Linked DNA regions of Homo sapiens: region 1 is linked to region 2. Evidence: read pairs that join two places in POLR2A ChIA-PET (ENCODE). Cell type or tissue: IMR-90. All regions are shown on one strand. Each heading gives the region's core, and the rest is flanking DNA. Links, peaks and the distances in the headings are about the cores only.

Region 1 (5,389 bases), core at 244-5,243, 630 kb after region 2:
CTTAAGCACAAATCAGATGACAGTTTGTTAAGGATATTGTAGTTTCTTGCAGTATGAGGGAGATAGGACCTACTCTCTAAAGTTCCTTGCAGGATTATTTCCTAAGACAATCCATTCATCCTGACACAGTTCTATTAGGAAGTTTTTCCCTACAATGAACTGAAATCTCCATCCCTGAAACTTCCATCCTCTGACTGTAACCGTACAACTAGTAGTCTGCAACTATACAAAACAATTTTGCCCTGATTCATACATGATGGCCCATGAGCTTCTCAGTCTTCTAGAGGCTTCAGCAGTTTAATGGTCCTTCTCTGTACACATAGCATAGTGTTTCATTAAGGTTCAAAGTTAGGACTTCTCGCAAAGGCTGGCTGACAAGTGGTAAACTGCTCATACAAAAGTATGATCAGCGAAAGCTGTTTTGAGCTAATCCATTTCATTATTCAGGATCTCCTGGCATATAAAATTTCGCCTTCTTTCTTTGGACAGGAGCGTAACAGTCACTGTCTCCTTGTAATTATGTATTGCACAACCAACAGTGGTGTCTTACCTTATTGGTCTTCTGTTGGCAGCTTTGCGGGGAGGTTCCCCCAACATTCCTCTTATTCTTTATTTCTTCTCTGCCCCAGGGTTTCCGTTAGGCTTGGAGAAAAAGAGTTATCACCATAGAAAAGCCAGAAAATAGAGAGCTCTTGACGCCTTGAGAGACTGTCCCCCAAAATGTCCTGCCCTAGAGCTTCCGGTTAACATTAGGATTTAAATTAGCTTCTGGGTGAACAAAGTGTCTCACAATGAATACATTGCTATTTCTCACCATTAGGTATATGGTCTCAACCCATTCTGCCTTGAGGATGAGCTAGCAGGAGGTCCCCACAGTTAGTTGTCAACAATGAAAGTCTTTCTGTGTTTTCTTTTACTCTTGACCTAAGAACAAGGTTCTAAAGAACTCTTATCTTTTTATCCATATCAGCCACGAGTAGTTGAGTTTTATTGTTTATTTTGTATTATTGAACATTCTTCTGGGAGAAATTAGGAAGAGAAAGAACAGGAAAAATAGGCAAACAGCAGATTTCTCTTCACTTAAGACACAGTCATGTATACGGATTTTTTTTTCCTGAGGTTATTAGCACAGACGTAAATTTACCCAGTGTAATTAATTAGCACACACTGAACAGCTAATCAACACCGATTCACTATTGTCATTTGGAAAAAATTTATTAGGAAAAAAGTAATTTTCCAGTTGAGTCATCAGATTGAATATGGATATTACATTGTAGTTGACAATAATTGTTTTGACAAATATTTATGAAATATGTCAAATTAAATCCTCAGAAACGTGTTTAATTTTAGTGATGTTATAAAACACAAAAGCCTCAAAAACTGTCAGTAGGAGAGTTAGCATTCCGTGAAACCATGTCTTCCAGTGAATTTGGAATAATTTTGAGAAGAGTAAGATGCGTTCTTGTTATTCGTCTTATTGCACTGGAAATTTTGATTGATGAGACTTTAAAGAAAGAAAGTAGTTGGTTAGAAGAAAATCCACTGTAGCCATATGTGAAATTGTAGCTGGTTTCTCTATATTCAGACCATATAAGAAATCACTCCCATGGTGAGTAGTTACTGAGATTTTCTTCCATTTCAAAGTAATGCCATTAATGAATCATCAATGGAATTAATATTATACAGTTTTATGAGTTTCAGGGAGGAAATCAACCGCTGATATGATCTCACTAATAAATATACAGAATAATTAATCTAAAAATTTGTTGTTACACTAACAAATTTTAATCTGCAGTATAGTTTTGTTGTTTTCTCGTTATCCAAAGTTCACATCTTACAGTGTCGCTAATCAAAAGAAATGATATTTCAACTTGCAGTACTCAGTGAGTGAAGCTAAGCAGTGATGTGAAAATCTCACACTGTACCGACACAGTACTACTGTGGTTTCTTTAATAGTCTCACTTGGTTGGAACTCTGGAGGTGAAGAACCAGTCTTATTTATCATTGATTTTTCCTTCTTTTAGTTAAGGTTCCCTATTGAGTATGATTCTCAGACTCAGTTTCAGCTATATTAACAACTTTATCCAGACTTGTGTCTGCCTTTAACTATTTTTTAATCTAGTGTATTGTTTCATCTTTGGCAATTATTTATATATATATATATATATACACACACACACCGATTTTGCTAATTCTCACTTTTTCTGAAACTGCCACTTAAAGGTTATAAGCTATGAAGTTTAAAATTCAGTTACGAATAAATAAGAATCTCTATATTTTTCTCTTAGTTCCTCCCCCTTTTCTCTTTTCAGCACAAATTGATAGTAATTGGTTACAAAATGGCATGTAATAACCCTTGAAAATCTCAGTGATTTGTAGACTTACAGTTTATGTGAATTGCTGGAAAAGGCATAAAAGGATTTTCTACTTTGTCCTATATGTTTCAGTATAGCTATCATTTTGATTTATTCAAAAGCATTCTTTTTCACCAGGCAGTTTCTTGCTTCCATAAAAATGTTTATTTCCTTTCTCTAATGAATTTAACATTTGCTCCTGCTGGAGACAATCAATGTGACTGTGTACTGTACATTCCCACTCAGTGAATAGAATACTTCTGGTCTATAATCTCCAGTGACTTTCAGATCTCCTAGAGTCACACTGAGATCCAAAAATGCCTTTGCAGTTCATAAGCATCTCCTTATTATGTCATCATTTCCTATTAACAATCGGTCCCTATGTATAATACCAAGTGCTTGCTTACAATTTTCCTGAAAATTCCTTTTCTTTGAGCTCACTATTTGTTATACTTTGGATTATTCACTTTTAGGGCATTGGAGAGCCTATAGCTTGCCCTTTGTTTATTTTATACTTCAGCTGCTTCAGTATGTAATAATAGCTGCTACAAGAATACAGAGCAGCTGAGCAAACGCTTAGAATTGGCCCAGTACAGCAGCAGCACTTAAAGGTATGGTACAGTAACTCTCATTGAGAAGCCTTGTCCTTCAGCAACTGTAAAGTTAATTGCCTGCAAGTTCCTCATTTATATACGTGAATTAAACAGCTTAGTAGTTACCTATTAGATGTTAACAAAACGGTTCATTTGTAGCCATTTAATAAAAGATTTATTAAAGTCTTGTTTTATTATGAAGCCTACTTTGGCATGGATAGTTCATTAGTTATGTTCCCATAGCTTTTTACCTTCTAGTTCAGTAATGCTTTGCTAATTATTAATGTATGAAATTGCATATTAAATTGCCTCTTTATTAGTGCATTTTTTATTTCAATATTGAGATGTCTTGAGCCGCATTAATGTGAGATCAATTGTTAACGTCGTTAAAAAAACAGAATACCTAAACAGAGATATTGTTTACTAAACTAAGATATGATACTTTTTTCTCTTTTTATCTTCTTTAAAATGGTTGTAGGGAAGGTAAAAACAGTCATACACACACCGGGTCTGAGTCAGCCTTGCTGACGTGTGTCTGCATCCTATATGGGGTAGCTTTCCTGCCCCAGAGGAAACCTTTCCCAGCTGAAGAATTAACCTCCACCCACTTACTGATAACTAATAAACTACCATTAGTGAGGTAGTAAGTAGTGGAATCCTCCGTAATTAAAGATACAACTTCAAGTAAAATATGCCTGGGAAGGTAGCTCGATGACTAAGGTTGACTGACTGATGCTGATGCCATATGCTTTTGTTAAAGACAGCTTGGGGAGACACAGGGTACCTGTGGGGAAAAGGAATATTACTGAATATGGAAAAGAGGTCCAAAAATGAAGAACCTAAGGTTACTTAACAAAAATTTCAAAATTGGACCTGGGCCAATGGTAGGAAATTCTTAAAGTTTCACCATCATCATTTATTTAAAAAAAAAAAAAAAAGGGAAAGTCAACTTAAATTATATACTAATGAATAGTAAAAAATCACTTGGATTCTAAGTCTCTTAAAATATGGCACCTTTTATAACTTAGTATTTCTTAAGAGGACTAGGAAGGGATATTGTTTATTTGTGAGAATGGGAAGAAACATGAAGAGGGAGATATAAAGTTCAAGAATTTGCTGTGTGCTGTTAATATTTAAGGCCTATTTCAAGCCCTGGCTAAAAAAACCTTTGTCTCAGAGAGAGGAGGATAATTGAGGAAGCTATTGTAAGCTTAATTCAGTGCCTAAGCTCTGTGGTGACCATATAGTTCATTACTAAAGCCAGGACACTTGCAGAGTGAGAAGGGGCCATATCAACAGTTACCCTGGAATTGCAGCATAAACTGATAGCTGTACCAGGCAAAGAGGGACGTGTGATTACCACACTAAGTTTTATTTCCAAGAGTAAAGTTAATTTTAAGTCCAAATTTTCTTATGCCTTAGATAAATAAGAATAAGAAATCAAACGAGAAAGGCAGGTTGAATGCAGGTAAGGCTCCAGACTTGAACATTTCTAATAGTTTCTATTGCTAACTTAGAGCAAATATTTAAACTTTTATTGACCCCCTTCGCAGAAAAAGCTTCTATTGGCCTCCAAAATATGTAGCTCCTAAAATAATACTTAAAATATTTGTCTTAATTTTCTTCTCAGAGTTTCAAGAGAACACTTATCACAATATCAAGAGAACAAGAGGTAGCAGGCCGGGCGTGGTGGCTCACGCCTGTAATCCCAGCACTTTGGGAGGCCGAGGCGGGTGGATCACCTGAGGTCAGGAGTTTGAGACCAGCCTGGCCAACATGGTGAAACCCCGTCTCTACGAAAAATACAAAAATTAGCCAGGCGGGGTGGTGGGCACCTGTAATCTCAGCTACTTGGCAGGCTGAGGTGAGAGAATCTCTTGAACCCGGGAGGCAGTGGTTGCAGTGAGCCAAGATCTCACCACTGCACTCCAGCCTGGGCGACAGAGGGAGACTCTGTCTCAAAAAAAAAAAAAAAAAAAAAAAAAGGTAGCGTATATAAAATATGGTCCTGAATTTACTCAAAGAATAAACATCTCTGTGTCTCCAGCAGCATTACAGTTTGGGTTTCCAAAACCATTCTCTCAGGCTGAAGTAGAGGCTTCATTCTAGGAAAGTTTGAGATAAAGTTTCAAAGATGGTTATTAAGATAAGTGAGAGTAAAAGCCCTATTTTTTAATGTGAGATTATTATTAACCACTTGTAATGCTGTAGCCTCAACTTGATTGTTTAGTGGGCGTCACGCCAATAATTAAAATGTGAAAGAAGGTTCTAGACCAATAGCAGCTCTCAAATGAAGGTCATTCTCAGGAGTCAGTATTGATATATATTCTAATTAAAACCTGGTGGATATAGTAGGGATACAAATCACAGTTTAGCGTCATGAGAAAAGCATATGCTTTAGAGACCTGGTTTGTAATCCTGCATCCACCATTTTCACTAACT
Region 2 (5,389 bases), core at 89-5,088:
AACCTTTAAAGATGTTACAGTTAGCCAGCTGGAAAATTCTGATTTAACCTCTTTTTCTATGTTGCGACATCAGTCAGTGATTTAATGTGTCTGAGTTTCTGGGCCTTCATCTTTCAAATGGGAATATTGATATATATTGAGCATAAAATGTGGTAGAATATGTTTCCTCAGTCTTTCTCAACATTTTTGCCACCGCAATATGCATGACATATGACATTTTCAGGTACAACGCATACTGTGAGCATTAACGGGAATACCTGTCTTGTCTCTCTCACAAAAGTAAATGTGTTAGAATGTAAACAAATGCAAATGAGTTCAGGATACCTAAATATACAGAAATAACATTTTCTCAGTTACATCCATCAGTGTTTGACAGCAAAGAGTTTGAGATCCATCGTGTTAACGTACATAATAAATTGGTAAGCACCAAACTGAATAAGGTGCTATTATTTCAGTAATTACATTAAAGTAGAAGGTCTATTTCTCATTTTGCAGAAATCTCACCCAGGTGCGTAAACATTTTGCAAGTTTGGATACCACCTGACAAGAAACAATTAAGAAACGCAGTATTTAATTCGTTAACGTGTTAACTGATTTAAATTAAAGATAAATTAAGCTGTGTTCTTCATTTATTAGCAAGATTCAAGTAAGCAAGGCTTTGAGAAATAGAGTTGAGTTTCTTTATGACTGATTTTAATTATGAAATAACTTGCAAAGACAGCTCCCCATTTGTTCTATTTAGAATAATTTCAGAAAGCCAATCTCTGAACTATAGTTGATAGCTTTCAGAAAACAACTTCATCTCAAATATTTGTTTATTGTAAAAGCTAAATAGTATTCATCTAGACATAATTCTAACTTTTATTGATTCATAAAACTAAATTACCAGTAGTCATTTAAATAATAATGAGGGTTAAAAATATGTAAATAAGTAATTGCTATACGTGAAATTTCCAAATATTTGCAAAACGGAGTTATCATTAATGAGAATTCGCTGTCAGGATCTACAGCAAATTAGGTCACTATTATTAAAAGGCTACAGAGCAGTAAAATTAAGCTTTCAAAACTACCTAAAATTATCATTGCCGACCTTAGGATTTTCTGACAGAAACTTTATCCCAACTATCAAGATAAAAGAAAAAAAATACTCTTTTGTCTATCGTCTTGAAACTTTCACTTCCTGTGGTTCAGTCTGAAAGATAATGCATCTGCTTAACATCAAGCAGTTTTTAGAACTCTCCTTGAGAATTTTTCCACCATCAGTGATTCATAACCACCTCCTTTATGTGATCGTATGATATATCTTTTAAAGTCTACATTTTAAAGTTATTTCAGGGGCCCACTTAATCAGGGTTCCAGAGGCCATGTGGACTCTCCTTCATCTCCTCCCCACTTGGATTTTTGTCTCAGCATTCCTCAGCTTCTCTGCTGCTGGCGGCTCAAACAATGGTATGACAGCAAGCCTTGGACCAAAAGAATAATTCTGGGTTTGTTTCATACCATGTATCTGGGGAATTCAAAATAAATAAAAATAAATGATATTTTTGTGAGCTGCAAATACATGTCCTACAATAAGTGCCATGCAACTAGGAAAGATTTTTATTAAGCTTTTTTTCATGCTACAGTTCCAATATTGGCTGGTTTATTTTTCATTTTCCTCAGAGAAGGGGTCTCACTCTATTGTCCAGGCTGGAGTGCAGTGGTGCGATCACTGCTCACTGCAGCCTCGAACTCCTGGGCTCAAGTGATCCTCCCGCCTCGAGCTCCCAAAGCGCTGGGATTATAGGCCTAAGCCACTGAGCCCAGTCCAATTATTGGTAATTTTTAGTGATATTCAGGAAATATATAAGACCGTCACAAAATGAGCATTTATTATCCAACACAACAGATAATGTTTTTAAATCAGGAATGGGATTGGAAAGAACAGAATAAGCTCCAGGCAAGCAGGAATTAGGTCTGTTCTGTTTGCCCCTTCATACTCTGTACCTAGCATGGTGCTTGGCATGTAGTAGGCTCTCAAAAATATTTGTTAAAGAAAGAAACAGACAAAAAATGGAGGGAGGAAGAGGAGAGAGTGAGAAAAAGCAGGGAAAACAAAACATGATCCACATCCAAAATCATGGTGCAGCCAAATCTAGAAAAATTCATGGCAGAGTAATGCTTAAGAGACTTTGGACATACTAACTTAATATAGTTCTACCCTCTTATTCGTCATAAAACAGAAAGTCCAGGGATGGGGAAGTTGTTGGGTATTTGGTTTTGGTTTTGGTTTTGTTTTTGGAGACAGCGTCTCACCCTGTCTCCCAGGTTGGAGTGCAGTGGCATGATCATAGCTCACTGTAACCTCAAATTCCTGAGCTCAAGCAATCCTCCCACCTCAGCCTCTCTAGTACGTAGGACCACAGGCATGCACCACCATGCCCTGTTAATTTTTAAAAAATGTTTGTAGAGATGGATCTTTGCTGTGTTGTCCAGGCTGGTCTCAAAGTCCTGGACTCAAGCGATCCTCCTGCCTCGGCATCCCAAAAGCACTGGAATTACAGTCATGCACCACTGCACCTGGCCAGGGATGGGAAAGTTGACATAGCCACTGAGAAGCATGTCAGTCTGAGCTAATTGAATTAATTTGACCATAATAATATCGGCAACGTCTCTCCTACCATATTGGTATATGACTTATGGTTCCATTCAGGAAGATTACTTAGCAAACTGCATCAGTTTTTTTTTTTTCTCTTCATGCTACAGAGGAAATTGAGATAAAAGGTATGGGAAACTACTTTCCAGAGACTTAGTTGAGAGAGAAAATAGCTTAACATCTCTCTGTAATAAAGAACGGGCCAGATGTGGTGACTCACATCTGCAATCCCAGCAATTTGGGAGGATCAGGCAGGCAGATGGCTTGAGCCCAGGAGTTGGAGACAAGCCTGGGCAGCAAGATAAAGCCCCGTCTCTACAAATATAAAAATTAGCCAGGCATGGTGGTGCATGCCTGTAGTCCCAGCTACTTGGGATGCTCAGGTGGGAGGATTACTCGAGCCAGAGAGGTCAAGGCTGCAGTGCAGTCAAGGCAAGTCAAGGTCAGATCATGCCACTGCACTCCAACCCGGATGACAGAGTGAGACCTCCTTGTCCAAAAAAAAAAAAAAAAAAAATTCAAACTCATTCCTCCATTATTAGAAGCAAGATAACTTATTAAAATGCTAACCTTGAAATATGAGTTTGTGTTCCCCAGAAAGATCCTAAAGAAGATGGCTAGATGACACTTTAGGGAGGCTGAACTCTTAGCAATGAACTCCAGTCTCCCTAAAAATTCTCCAAGTCACAGAGACCAGAGACATGTGGAGACAACATGACCTGGGCAGTATCTTTGACTGGTGCCCAGTGATTGCAGGGAACTCCTCAGCACCTGAATCCATTGTAAGTCACACAATCTTGACCGAGATTGAATTTCCAGATCCCAGGGACAACATGTGTTGGATTCAGGATTAAGTTGATCTACAGAAAATAAGGAAATGCAGTATTCTAAGCTCACTTGAGTCTGTGGATTGGGATTCCTATTCATTACACATTGTTATACACATTAATTGATCACTTGCTCTTTACAAGACAAAAAACTTGGTTTTGCCAAAAAAAAAATCCCTGACTGCAGTGGAGGTGTTAAGCAGACCTTGAGGTATGAATCTAGTCCATTAATAGGCCAAGTGGAGCGGCACTTTATTGACAAAACTGGAATCAAAAGCTATAAATGGACCATAAGAATGACAGCCAGGGCTTTTATATGTTATAATATTGACAGGAATGGTGCAACATCAAAATTAAAAACCTGACATCATTGAAAGAATAATAATTTATTTTTAGATCCTTCCTCTTATAACATATGCAGTAAAATTCTAAATGTGTGCAAACAACTGGAAGGCATCAATTTTTAAATGTTTTAAATTTGCCATCGCTGGTCTAGGTGCTTGGGTGGCATCAGTGAACAAAGGATGAAGATTCTACCTCTGGTATCTAGGGTGGATAGAAAACAAACAGTAAGCATGACAACTAAGTAAATTATAACAAGTTAGAAACTGACAAGCAGAAAAAAAGGACCCTGAGCAAAAGAACCAGAGCAGAGAAAACGGAGACGGAATGCTGTTTTAAATGGCTGGGCCTCAGGCCTGCAATCCCAGCTTTGGGAGATTGAAGCAGGAGGATCGCTTGAGGCTGGGAGTTTGAGACTAGCCTGGGAAACATAGTAGTTTGAGACTAGCCTGGGAAACATAGTGAGGCCCTGTCTCTACAAGAAAAAAAATAAATAAGACTATTTAGCTGGGCACAGTAATGCATGCCTGTAATCCAAGCTACTCAGGAAGCTGAGGCAAGAGGATTGCTTGAGCCCAGGAGTTGAAAGCTGAACTGAGCCATGACTGTGCCACTGCACTCCAGCCTGGGTGACAGAGCCAGGCCCTAGAGCTAAAAATAAATATGAATAAAATAAGTAGAATACAGTCAATGGAGCTCAGGGTAGGTCTCACTAGGAAGATGATGTTTAAGCAAAGGCTTGAAGGAGAAGTAGAGTTATCCCAGGAGATAACTGGAGAAGAAGCATTTGGAGAAAACAGCAACAACATAGAGGGCAATGCCCATGTCAAATAAAGGGGACACCGGCAGGGGTAGGCTGGGAGAGCCTGCAAACCATAATGCCGGCCTACTCCCTGTGAAAGGAGAGAGGGAAGGAAGGAAGCTTGGTCAGCAAGAGCCTCAGACTGTACTGCAGCTCTGAGATGGCCTCAGACAGACCAGTGGGGAGCCACTCAGTAGAGACTGCTCATTCAAGGAGTCCTGCATGCGGAAGAAATGGCTTGTCTCAGTCATTGGCTGGGTAGGAGCATAATCTTGGCATGGGTAGCACACAGCTGGGAGCTATGAGCTGTGTTCTCATGATAGCCGTAAGGCAAGAGTGCCTGGTATGGTCAAATAGCAAAAATGAATCAATGCCGGCCAGGTGCAGTGGCTGACACCTGTAATCCCAGCACTTTGGGATGCCAAGGCGGGTGGATCATTTGAGGTCAGGAGTCCGAGACTAGCCTGACCAACATGGTGAAACCCCATCTCTACTAAAAATACAAAAATTAGTCAGGCATGCTGGTGCATGCCTGTAATCCCAGCTACTCAGGAGGCTGAGGCAGGAGAATCGCTTGAACCCAGGAGGAGGAGGTTGCAGTGAGCCGAGATTGCGCTACTGCACTCCAGCCTGGGCAACAGAGCGAGACTCCATCTCAAACAAACAAACAAAAAAAGAATCAATGTGGCACAAGCTGAATGAGCAAGAGGGAAGCAGCAACGTGGTCAGTGGAATAACGGGTTCAAAGTCAGACCATCGAGGCTCCTTGGCTATGTAAAGGCT

Evidence for each region. Peaks named below come from ENCODE experiments on the same cell type or tissue, not always from the same donor. Only the 100,000 strongest peaks of a DNase experiment are listed, where the experiment ranks them.
Region 1: POLR2A ChIA-PET joins it to region 2 with 7 read pairs; 1 of 35 experiments calls an interaction of 5 or more read pairs at or near these places.

What each region holds. Positions count from the first base shown.
Region 1 is chr4:182,601,617-182,607,005 of GRCh38, forward strand. The region is part of intron 4 of TENM3 (teneurin transmembrane protein 3); the gene reads left to right. Among named protein-coding and RNA genes, the nearest start is that of DCTD, 310 kb to the right of the region's middle. In IMR-90, for the core only: no CTCF peak of the experiment used is centred there; DNase peaks (open chromatin) are centred at 2,765 and 3,535.
Region 2 is chr4:181,969,305-181,974,693 of GRCh38, forward strand. It overlaps a transcript of TENM3 not described here. Among named protein-coding and RNA genes, the nearest start is that of TENM3-AS2, 140 kb to the left of the region's middle. RefSeq lists an enhancer at 2,164-2,353. In IMR-90, for the core only: no CTCF peak of the experiment used is centred there; a DNase peak (open chromatin) is centred at 2,857.